Linked DNA regions of Homo sapiens: region 1 is linked to region 2. The links are chromatin loops, found by intact Hi-C in ENCODE. Cell type or tissue: PC-3. All regions are shown on one strand. Links, peaks and the distances in the headings refer to the core of each region. The heading gives the core; the rest is flanking DNA. Region 1 has its middle 340 kb from the start of LINC01478. Region 2 overlaps LINC01478 (long intergenic non-protein coding RNA 1478).

Evidence for each region. A loop is a pair of places that touch in the nucleus more often than their neighbours do. Peaks named below come from ENCODE experiments on the same cell type or tissue, not always from the same donor. Only the 100,000 strongest peaks of a DNase experiment are listed, where the experiment ranks them.
Region 1: a loop joins it to region 2, with 2.0 times the contacts of the local background. A loop is called at or near these places in 1 of 110 quality-filtered maps.

What each region holds. Positions count from the first base shown.
Region 1 is chr18:44,192,511-44,197,905 of GRCh38, forward strand. No RefSeq gene overlaps it. Among named protein-coding and RNA genes, the nearest start is that of LINC01478, 340 kb to the right of the region's middle. In PC-3, for the core only: no CTCF peak of the experiment used is centred there; no DNase peak of the experiment used is centred there; H3K27ac peaks cover 392 bases.
Region 2 is chr18:44,323,985-44,329,379 of GRCh38, forward strand. It overlaps LINC01478 (long intergenic non-protein coding RNA 1478), which reads right to left. Exons shown (of 5, transcript NR_110792.1): 3 at 2,263-2,498; 4 at 1,168-1,444; 5 at 1-620. Among named protein-coding and RNA genes, the nearest start is that of LINC01478, 210 kb to the right of the region's middle. In PC-3, for the core only: a CTCF peak has its summit at 2,114 (motif pointing left); no DNase peak of the experiment used is centred there.

The DNA.
Region 1 (5,395 bases), core at 206-5,205, 130 kb before region 2:
GAATATAATATCTGGAAATGAAGCACCCTTCTTGGAAATGTAGATAAAAGAGGACTAATAACAAATCTAACAAACCAAGGATGGCGAGGCATATAAGTGGAAGAAAAACAGGGCCCTGATGATGTATTGGAGCAGTGGAAGTAACCCTGGAAGCATTCATCTCAGGATTCCGTGTTATGGGAGATTATTACTAAAGCAATTTGAATCTGGCTTCTATGACAATTTTATCCAAATAATCTGAACCAACACAGAAGGGTTTATTTTCCTTTTTAAAATTTTTCTATGCTGCTTATAATTTCAGTTTTGGCTTTACTTTGGCCCTCAAAGATTATTTAGATTGCTAATCCTTAATTCCTAAGATGTTAATAGTTGAAAGATAATTTTATATTGAAATTTACATTGGATTATGATCAGCAATTGTGGACTATAAAACTTTTTCTTTTCAAAATGTTTTAAGTTGATAGACAAAATTTAATGATTATAGTATTTCCTTAATATGAATAAAAATATATTTTCTTTCAGATGTAATGATATACATATTATATACTGTATATACCTACACATAAAAACTAGTTTATTGACCACATTATTCTATGCCTCTGTGCCCTCACTTATTTCTTGTCTATTATTTCAGTGCAATTCTTGAATGTAGTGCAATAAAATCTTTTTCCATGATTGCATTTTTATCAAGGTCAATGTGCATTTCTAATATTTTGCTTTATATATTTAGCTGCTATCTTCCTGGTGCATGCAACTTTATGACTTTTATATCTTCGTAAATTGTTCCTTTATCATTGTGTAATGCCCTTCGGTATCCTCTTGAGTACTTTTAACCTTAAATCCCACTTTCCCTGATATTAAGTTTAATATTCCAGCTTTGTTTTGTTTGCATTTGCTTAGTATCTTTTTTCATCTCTCTTTCTTCAAACTTTTTTTTTACTTTAAGTGTTCTTGCAACAAGATATAGCCAAATGTTTATATTTTCTTTAGTCTGAGACTTCTGCCTACTTGCAGATAGTATAGAGTCTTATGCCACAGTGTTTAATGTTTACCATTTAATGTATTTTGCTATGTCCTCAATTCAATTTTACTCATTGTAGCTTATTTGATTTACTATTTGTTCTACTCTTTCCTTGTTAAATCAGGCTTTTGACTGATTTATTGACTTTCCATTCTTGTAATTGTTTTCCCTGCACATGTATACATGCAAGTTTTTCTATAGAATTTGTAATACATTATTTTTTTTTCTATCAGAGTCTTCATCCCCTATATGAAAGTTTAGAATACTTTTATTTTCCTCTTCTCCATGATATTTTATAACTCCTGGGTTTTGTTGAAATATCTACTTTTCAGTTTTTTTTTCAGTGTGTCTTTTTCATTTCACAAATTCATATTTAGTAACTATATTATATATAATAATTCTCTCACAATCGATTTAGATTTAATTATATTTATTGCAAAATTCTTTATCTACAATTTCCCACTCATCTAATTCTTCCCCGCATTGAGATTTCTGTTTCAACTCATTTGGCGTTTAACGTTCTTCCTCAGGTCATTTCTTCTTCTGAGTGCTTGATTAATATATGTTCTCCGATTCTCTGCATATTCAGAACTTTTTTTGATTCTATTGGTGAATGATATCTTGGCTGGCAGTAGGGTTTCAAGTTCAGAGTCCTTTTAACTCAACAGACCAAAGATAAAGATGATTATTCTATTATCTTTTAGCTATCAGGAAACGTTTTATGTAAAGACCCAGATAATAAAGAGCTTGGGCACTGCAAACTAGTCTTTATCTGTAGTAATCAACCCCACAATTGTAGCACAAAATTAGTCATAACAATATGCAAACAAATACATTTATTTACAAAAAGGGGCAGCAGGCTGGATTTAGCCCATGGGCCAATGTTTGCCAACCCCTGTGTTAGTACTTTTGCGAGTAATTTAATCTTTAAAAACTTTTTGCAGAAATGTTTCTCTTCATTATTTGATTTAGAATACTAATAAGGTATGCCAAAGTATGTGTCTCTTTCTTTACTGCTGCACTGAAATTAAATGATTTTACAAACTCACGCTCAAATTCTTATTGTCTAGGAAAATGATTTTCTATCATTTAGATCAGTATTACCTCCTCTTCTTTTTTTTATTTTCCTTTTTTTCCAGTAATAGAAACTTCTATTTATTGGCAATTTAGGGCTTCTGAATATCTTCCCTTCATATATGCTTTGTTTTTTAATGCTTCCCATCTTTTTGTATTTCTTCCTGCATTTTTGCCTCTTGATCTTCTAGGCCACCAATTCCTGTCTTACATCAATTACAGGCAATTTGATGTGCATTATAAACAAAATCAATCATAAAATGTCAGTGCCGTAAAATACACAAACACACATTTATTTAGCTCATAGTCTGCAGTTCAGTGATTTAGGCTGGATTCAGTTAAGTAGTTTCTCTGGCCTCACTTATATATATCTGGTGGGAGTTGGCTAATCTAGGATGATCTTGGGTGGAATTACTGGGAGTCACTCAGCTCTGCTCTACATGCTGCAATTTCCAGCAGGGCATGTTGTCATATTGAAGGCAGAGGAGCAAGAGAACATGTGGAAACCTCTGTGCTTTTTAAGACCTTGGTTCACACCTGGCCCTCTATCACTTCTGCCTCATTCTACTTGTCAGTGCAAGTCAGAAGCCCAGTGCAAATTCTAGGAGTGAGCAAACAACTGTCCCTTCTTTATGAAGAGGAACAAACTCATGTGGCAAATGACATGAATACTGGAAAGGAAGAAGAATCAGGGTCATTGACACAATCAATCAGCCACAGGTCTCAACACCAATCACTCTTTGCTTAAATCTACCCACTGATTTATAGTGTCTTCACTATAAATCACCAACTCTACTCTCCTCAGATACTTTGTTTGATTTACTAATTAATTCTCCATTAATGCCTTATTTTTATTGTTTAATATTCAAAAAATGACCATCTCTTATGGTAGTTTTATTTTCTTTTAAGCTTTATATTCCAAATGCCGTAATTGCTTTTCTCTCCTCTTAATAATAGTTGTCTTGTCTGTTTGTTTTCCTCAGTCAGCATTTTGTTCAGCTTCTAGACCCAAATTCAATGAGTAGAGAGAAAATCCCATGAGTAATGGGAGAAGGTACTAGAATCTTGGGCGCTATTAGAAGTTATTTGCCAGATTACAGTTTCCTTTTTCCCTGTCAAGAAACAAAACACATGAATCTTCTCAGGGGCCATAGTTCTCCATGACATAAATCCTTTCCAGGAATCAGAAAGTTCAAACCTCTGATCAGGAGTCTTATTACAGATTCCCATGTACCATGATGTGACGATTCAGATCCTGGCAGAGCCTGAGGCTGGCTTCCACTTCTGGAGGCAGCTTGCCTCTGGGTACATGAGGTGGCTATTACTTTTATTATGGTTAGGAAAGAAGAGAGGCAGAGATAAATGTTCTGGCCAGTTCTCTAGGCTCCCCTGAGTCATAGCATTTAACAACCAAATAATAGTGCCCCTTCTTTGTAATACCGATCTATGAATTTAGCTCAGGAGAAAAGAGCTCAACCAGGCATCTCAGGAAGTGCCCTGTCACCTGAAATCCTTGTCCTTGGAAGGACCCACCCATGAGTCATCCCCTGCTCTTAACTGGGCACTAGAACTGGGTCTTGGTCTCTGTGTGTTGCTACAGAGGAATACCTGAGGATGGATAATTTATGAAGAAAAGAGATTTATTTGGCTCATGGTTCTGCAGGCTGTACAAGAAGCATGGCACATGCACCTGCTTCGGGAAGGACTTCAGGAAACGTCCACTCAAGGCAGAAGGTAAAGGGGGTCAGGTATCTCATGATGAGAAAGAAAGAAAGCAAGAGAGAGGGGAGGAGAGGATAATTTATTTTTAGCAACCAGTTATCTTAGGAACTAAGAACTCATTCACTCCCACAAGGACAAGGATGGCACCAAGTTGTTCATGAAGAATCCAGCCCCTTGATCCAAACAGCCCCAACCAGGCCCCACCTCTAACACTGGGGATCAACTTTTAACATGATATTTGCAGAGCATAAACATCCAAACTATATCAAACAGCCATTAGGATCTCCATCTACTTAATAAGAGCAATGATGATCAGTAAGTGGGTCCATTCAGTAACCATCCAGACTGAATATACCAATTTTACATTGCTTTATAACATAATAATTTATTTGGTTCACTATGTTTTACCTGCAAAAATTTTAATGTTAACCTAAGCATGCTTACCACAAATATTTTGTCATGCCAACTATATTTCCACATATTAATACTTCTTAGCCACAATCTCTGGCTGTTTCTCCAATAGATGAATGTCTTTTGGGGCTGATTTTCTGGTTACATTAGCAATAGCTCTTTGTGTAGAAGAAATCACAGAAAATTAACTGTAAGTTCTTTTGGTTGTTCACCATAACAGCTACTCTCATAACAACTACTAACCAATATTTTATTGTATCATTTTTGTAAATCTGTCTGTTTTCTAATTATGTCTTTACTATTTGGAAAATGACCATCTTACACGCATCTGCCAGCCCTGCATTTTTTATTAGCAATGGAGGAGGATAATTCTGATGCCTTATGTAAGCATTTGGTATGTTCATCATATGAAGTAAGTTTCAGTGTTTGACTTGGTACCTGTAGACTAGAGATCATAACACCTGTTGCTCTCTTATGCAGAACCAAAATTTCCTTTTACTGAAAGCATCCAAAGCTCAGATTCCATCTTAGTTTTTGGTTATGGGGAAAGAAGAATGGAGAAAAATAAGAAAATTCAGTCTTATCAATTAGTGGTGGTAAACCAACCAGAATTAGGTACATTTTTGTCTTTAAATTTGTTTCAAAATTCCAGATGTGCTATTTGATTTTCTTTGCCTCATTCTATATCATCCCCTGATGCCTTTGGTGTTGGCCTACCTCTTAAACTTATTTTTATATTGATAGTTAATAAAAGGTGAATTGTCTTCCATTGAAATGGTTCCTGGGATAGCTTATTTCTGTTTCCACTTTCATTCTTTATAAATCAGGATGTGCTGACCCAGCTTTGCCTTCTATGCCATCTGATCTCAACCCATGCTCTTTGTCTTCACACTTCTGAATAGTCATTGGCAATCAAAAAAATACTATTCTACTATATGGCACATATAGACCAGCAGTCACCATAACCTTTAGATATTTGTATTTTCAACAGTATCTACAAAAGCTGTGTGAATAGTAAAAATTACTTATTGAATGCATTCTGCTCTTCTTTGTTTATTTAGAGAGAGTGTATTGTGTGTGTATGATTAAAATGTATGGTTTTGTATCTCACCCTGGCCAGTGGAACTGCGATCTCTTCTCCAGTGCTCCCTCTCCCCTAATCTCTCT
Region 2 (5,395 bases), core at 143-5,142:
CTGCCTTCAGCTCATTCTCTGTCACTATCCACATGGCTGGGAATATTATTCCGTTATAGGCAATGCATGAGTTTACATAGACATAAAATAATTTAAAATGAAAATGACCATGGAAGTTTTGTGATTCATTTGGAAGAGAAATTTCAAGCATTTCATTTCTTATGAAAAAGAACACTGCAGCTCCCCAGTCTTATGACAGATATCTTTGTGTGCTGGGTCTGACCTGGCAGTCAAGCAGGACAATCTAAAATATACAGTGAGAGGGAAGAAAATGAAAGAAAGAATAAAGGAAATGGAGCAATTACATTTTTATCTCATGTAAAATCTGCAATAATCGCTGTAATCTAAAAGCTTTTAGGTCTAAGTTTTGTTTGATGGCTGGATTTGCACTGACACTTGTAGAGAAACGAGAAGTAATACATCCTCCTTCCTGGTACTGGTTGGATGCAGAATAAAACTCCCAGGCAATTTTGGCACTTCTGGTGTTCAGGCCGTGAGTAAATTACTTGCAACATCTTAGACCATTAGAATGATTACAGCAGACTGTAATACACAGTAATAGAAGGCCTAGGGCTGTAAAATTCCTTGATAATGTTTAGTTATGTGCCACTCTGTAGTACCTAGAAATAATTAAGAGAGTTAGTGAGAAAGGACAACTAGTAGTTGGATAGCTATCTCCAATTCAATGAATCAGAGACAGGGTGGATTTCAACAACTGTAACTGTTCTTAAGACTTTCTATTATGAAACTACCAAGAAAAAGATCACAACCTTCTTTTCTTGGTATTTTCCTTAGAAGGGTCTAAATGAGATGTTTAAATACAATTCCTCTTCAGATCCTAACTAAACCAAGCATTCTGGATGTGGCAGAAATAAAGAAAAGAGCCCTTAAACTCTTTATTGAATGCTTTACATTCAATAAAGGGCTTAAGGCCCAGTGGTAAGCTTTGAGAATACACAGTCAGTGAGATGGACTGGGCATCCATGCAAAGTGCTTGAAGTCCTATACCTTGACTTATACCCATGTATTAATATATGGATGGAAAGAACATGAATATGTGGCTCTATGGTCAGGAAATCAAGGGAAATTTGTGGGGAACTGGAAGTCACTGTCATTGAAAATCTGAAGGGAATGGAAACCCGGATATCTCCTGAATCTAAAACCTACCAAGGCAAAAGTTTTGGGAGGTGCTTTTATCATTACTCCATCTACTCTCCTGGAAACTGGAATCTCTGTTCAGTCTAGATGGCAAGGGCTGGTCCAGATTTGAAAATGATATCTTGGACTTAGTTGAGGTTATCTGCAGTCATTTTCACTATGTTTCATTCAGCAAGTAATGCAAATGATATCGTCTCAATCCAGGATATTGCTGGGCCAGTGGATGGCTGCCAGTGCTATCCTTCCGCTTGTAGAGGAAAGCCCAATGTTTCAAGACCTCTTCAACCTGCAGTGAGGAAGGAATGCACCAGTTCAGAGCAAAAGGTGGGCTCATTTCCATCCATACAGTTTTAGGATAGGGCAAAGGGCAGAGAATAGGCACCTCAGCCTAGATCATCTATATCTGACATCCAGGTTCTGGATTCATAACTTCTTGTTAAGCCAGTTTACCTCACCTAGTATTTTTTCTTTTTTGAAAATCAGGAATCAAAGTTTCAGTGTGTCAGATTTGGTCCTGGCTTTCTACAATGTACTCCTAGGCTGAAGTCATAAGAAGGGATCATCTCTAATTTTTATCCAATTTCTAACAATTCCAAGTTCATAAGAAGGGATCATGTTTTATTCTCAACCAATTTCTAACAATTCCAAGTGATATATATACGGGCATTGTCTCTTCAAAATGATATTAGCATATTCATTTCTGTATTCTAAAATATTAAAATGTAAAAATAACACATATATAACAGGTGACATTATGAATGTTAATGCTAACCCTCCCACTGCCAAAAATCTACCTTTAAAACTAACATCATACAGGAACATTCTGTTTTATATATATTCCCTCAGCCGAATCTTGTGCAGACAGTGCTTCAGTTGCAAGCAGATCCTGAAACAATTGTGAATCTGGATGCATTTCATGCTTTACCCCTAAGTTTACTTGTATTTGTGCTGCCCCCTGTAGGCGAGTTTTCAAGCACTGACAGTTGGTTAAACTCACTAAAAACCTCACTGTTAAGGATCTCAAGCAACTTGTGGGGATTATCATTACAAATCTCAGGTTGAAAATTGATCAATAACATTACCACTTGGAACCATAGCACTTACAGTATGACCATGTGATTCTTCCACCTCAGCCTGACAATATCATATTCTCCAGAGAAATAAGAGGCTGCCAAAGATTTCACCTTCTGCAATTTTGTCATAGCAATCTTCTCCTGTCTCTGTTTCCTATTTTGTGTTTTGTGGTTTCTCTGAAATTCCCCCTTACTCCACATCTTTCGACTCCTGATTTCTTATCATTGTTGTGACAACAGCTTGCATTTGTATAATGTCTCTTTCTTCTGCAAAACAGAAAACACAGAAATTATGTGTAAATCTCCAAGAATTCTTGCAACATCATCCATCTGATATGGGGGCAATGAAGAAAAAAAAAAAACAGAAAAACTGAAATTATTTGCTCAAGATGGTGCCATAAGAAGCATTCGCTCCCAGAGCCCAAAAGATGTGTGGTGAATAGGAGGCAAACCCTTGCACAGGGGCTCAGGGGGCCAGGTTCCTATATTGCCCCATTAACTATTTAATCTCTCAGAGCTAATTTCCCTTAAGTAAAAAAAGACAAATTCTCATCTGCCCACCATATACCAATATGGATAAAGGTAATAACTATGTAGAAAAAAGGTTTGCAAACCTTTGAGTGATATAAATATGAGCTATTACTGTTTGTAAATATTGCACCCAAGAATTAAAGATGATTTAAGTTTTTCCATGTTGTATGTAAAATCTAAGAGCATCTGCAACAGTTGTCCTTCAGAGAAAGGCAAAAAAAAAAAAAAGCCGTCGTCTTTTTCACATGTATCCATTTCGTTAAATAATTAATTCAAATCATACATATTCCTTTATACACCAATCCAGTTACGCTTTCAAAAAACTTTGATCACTTCTATCAATTTGTCCTCGTGATATATTTCCTTTGGAAATTTACAAACACACAATGCACAATGTATTTTTCTCTCAGCAGTTTGTTCTGAAAGGCTACTCAAGATTTTAACCATTTTATCTCTTTTATTTATAAGTGTGTCCCGTTACCATATACAGTCACATGTTGCTTAATGATAGCATACATTCTGAGAAATGCATTTTTACAGAATTTTATTATTTCACAAACATCATGGAGGATATTTACAGAAACCTAGAGGGTGTGGTCTATTGCTCCTAAGCTACAAACCTATACAGCATGTTACTGTACTAAATATTGTAGGTAATTATAACACAATGATAAATATTTGTGTAACTAAACAGGAAAGGTAGGACAAAGATATGGTCAAAACAATGTTTAAATGGCACAACTGGATAGGACACTTACCATAAATGGAGCTTGCAGGACTGGACGTTGATCTGGATGAGTCAATGAGGGAGAGGTGAGTGAATGTGAAGCCCTGGATATTATTGGAGACTAATATAGACTTTATAAACACTGTACATCGAGGCTACACTAAATTTATTTTTAAAATAAAGTAATTATGCTATGATGTCACTAGGCAATAGAACTTTTTCAGCTCTATTACAATCTTATAGGGCCACTGTTGTCATCTATGAGGTCTATCATTTAACAAAACATTGTTTTGTGGTGCATGACCATATTATCAAAAAGCCAAGTTAATAAAAGACAAAAATACAAAGATCTGCACATGTTGAGTAGAATAAACAAGGGGACACATTGTATGGCATTTTCTTGACTGCTCTGGCTAGGAGGGGCTTGCAGAGATGCCAACCAATTTCTTCCTTTTACAGGAGTCTGTAGAAACGGAATTATTGGGAATGTGAAGATGGTACAAAAATCTTGGGATTTTTCTAATCGAAGCATGTGTAGCTCTATTCAGAAATGTTCTACTTTGTACTTTGATATTTTCTCCCTCCCTAATCACACCCACACAAATGAAGCCTATCATCATAGGCTTGATTGAACCTGCATCATATATTTTTGAGAAAATATTTTGGAAATGGTGACAATTTCATACAATCACCTAGATGTTTGTATCTATAGAAATCTGAAGCACTGTCTGAAGGAAAAACAAAGATAACCAGATGACTTCCTTGTTTATTATCATGTAATCAGCTATTTTATAATAATCATAATTTTTTCCTTAGTCTCCTTTCAATAATTTATTGAGGAAAAATGCCTATAACAAGCCCCAAATTGCTCCCAGCTCCCCAAATAATATCACAGCTTCTATCTCAAAAATTACATAAGAGAATGATTATCAAAAAATTAAAATTTGACATTAAATGGCCCTAAGGGCAATAGATACTACTTAAAGAGATTTTTAAAAATATATTAGTACATGGAAGTAAAGCTTTAAAATTACTTGATATACTCAAAAGGGATATTATAATAGTTAGTGCCCCAAATGAAAATGAAAGAATATGAATCTAGGTCTATGTCTTTATTTTAAAAAATAATAGTTTATAAGCTGATTGAAATAAGTATGGATGTATCTGTCCACAGTCCATGTGAAATCAAGTTCTAATAAAATGTTGCAGAAAACAATACTTGTTACAAGCTCAAGGGAAAGCAAACTCAGCAAACATGAAGAAAAGTTCTGGCATACTATTATGTTGGTGCAAAAGTAATTGCAGTTTTTAAAATTTGCCATTAAAATGGCAAAATCACAATTACTTTTGCACCAACCTATTAGGTAGGTTACACAGATGCTGTTACCATCAGCACTGTAATAGAATCCAAGCTGATCTGTTCTTTTGTTTCTTTTTTCTGGGAGTTGGATGGGGGTAGAATGGAAACAGTCAATGAACATGGCCATAACATTAGAGTGATGCCTTTTAATATGAATATAGCTATACTTCTGTTTATGTCCCACCCTGTTGGTGAATGAATCAAAGCCTGTCCCATTCTGGAGGCAGTGATACATTAAACTCTTACATTAATCAACTTTCTTTCAAAAGAAAATTATTTATTCAACATGTATTTACTTAACCATGTGCCAGGTATTCCACTGACTACTGGGTAAACAAGTCCATAGTATTGAAAAATAAATGCAGTTTCTGCAACCAAGGAGTTCACATCTTTACATCAAGCCAGATTCAAACCTCAGTAATTTACCATGATTGAAATGTGCATGCATGGTACTGGTACCAAAACAGAGATATAGACCAATGGAACAGAACAGAGCCCTCAGAAATAATGCCGCATATCTACAACCTCTGATCTTTGATAAACCTG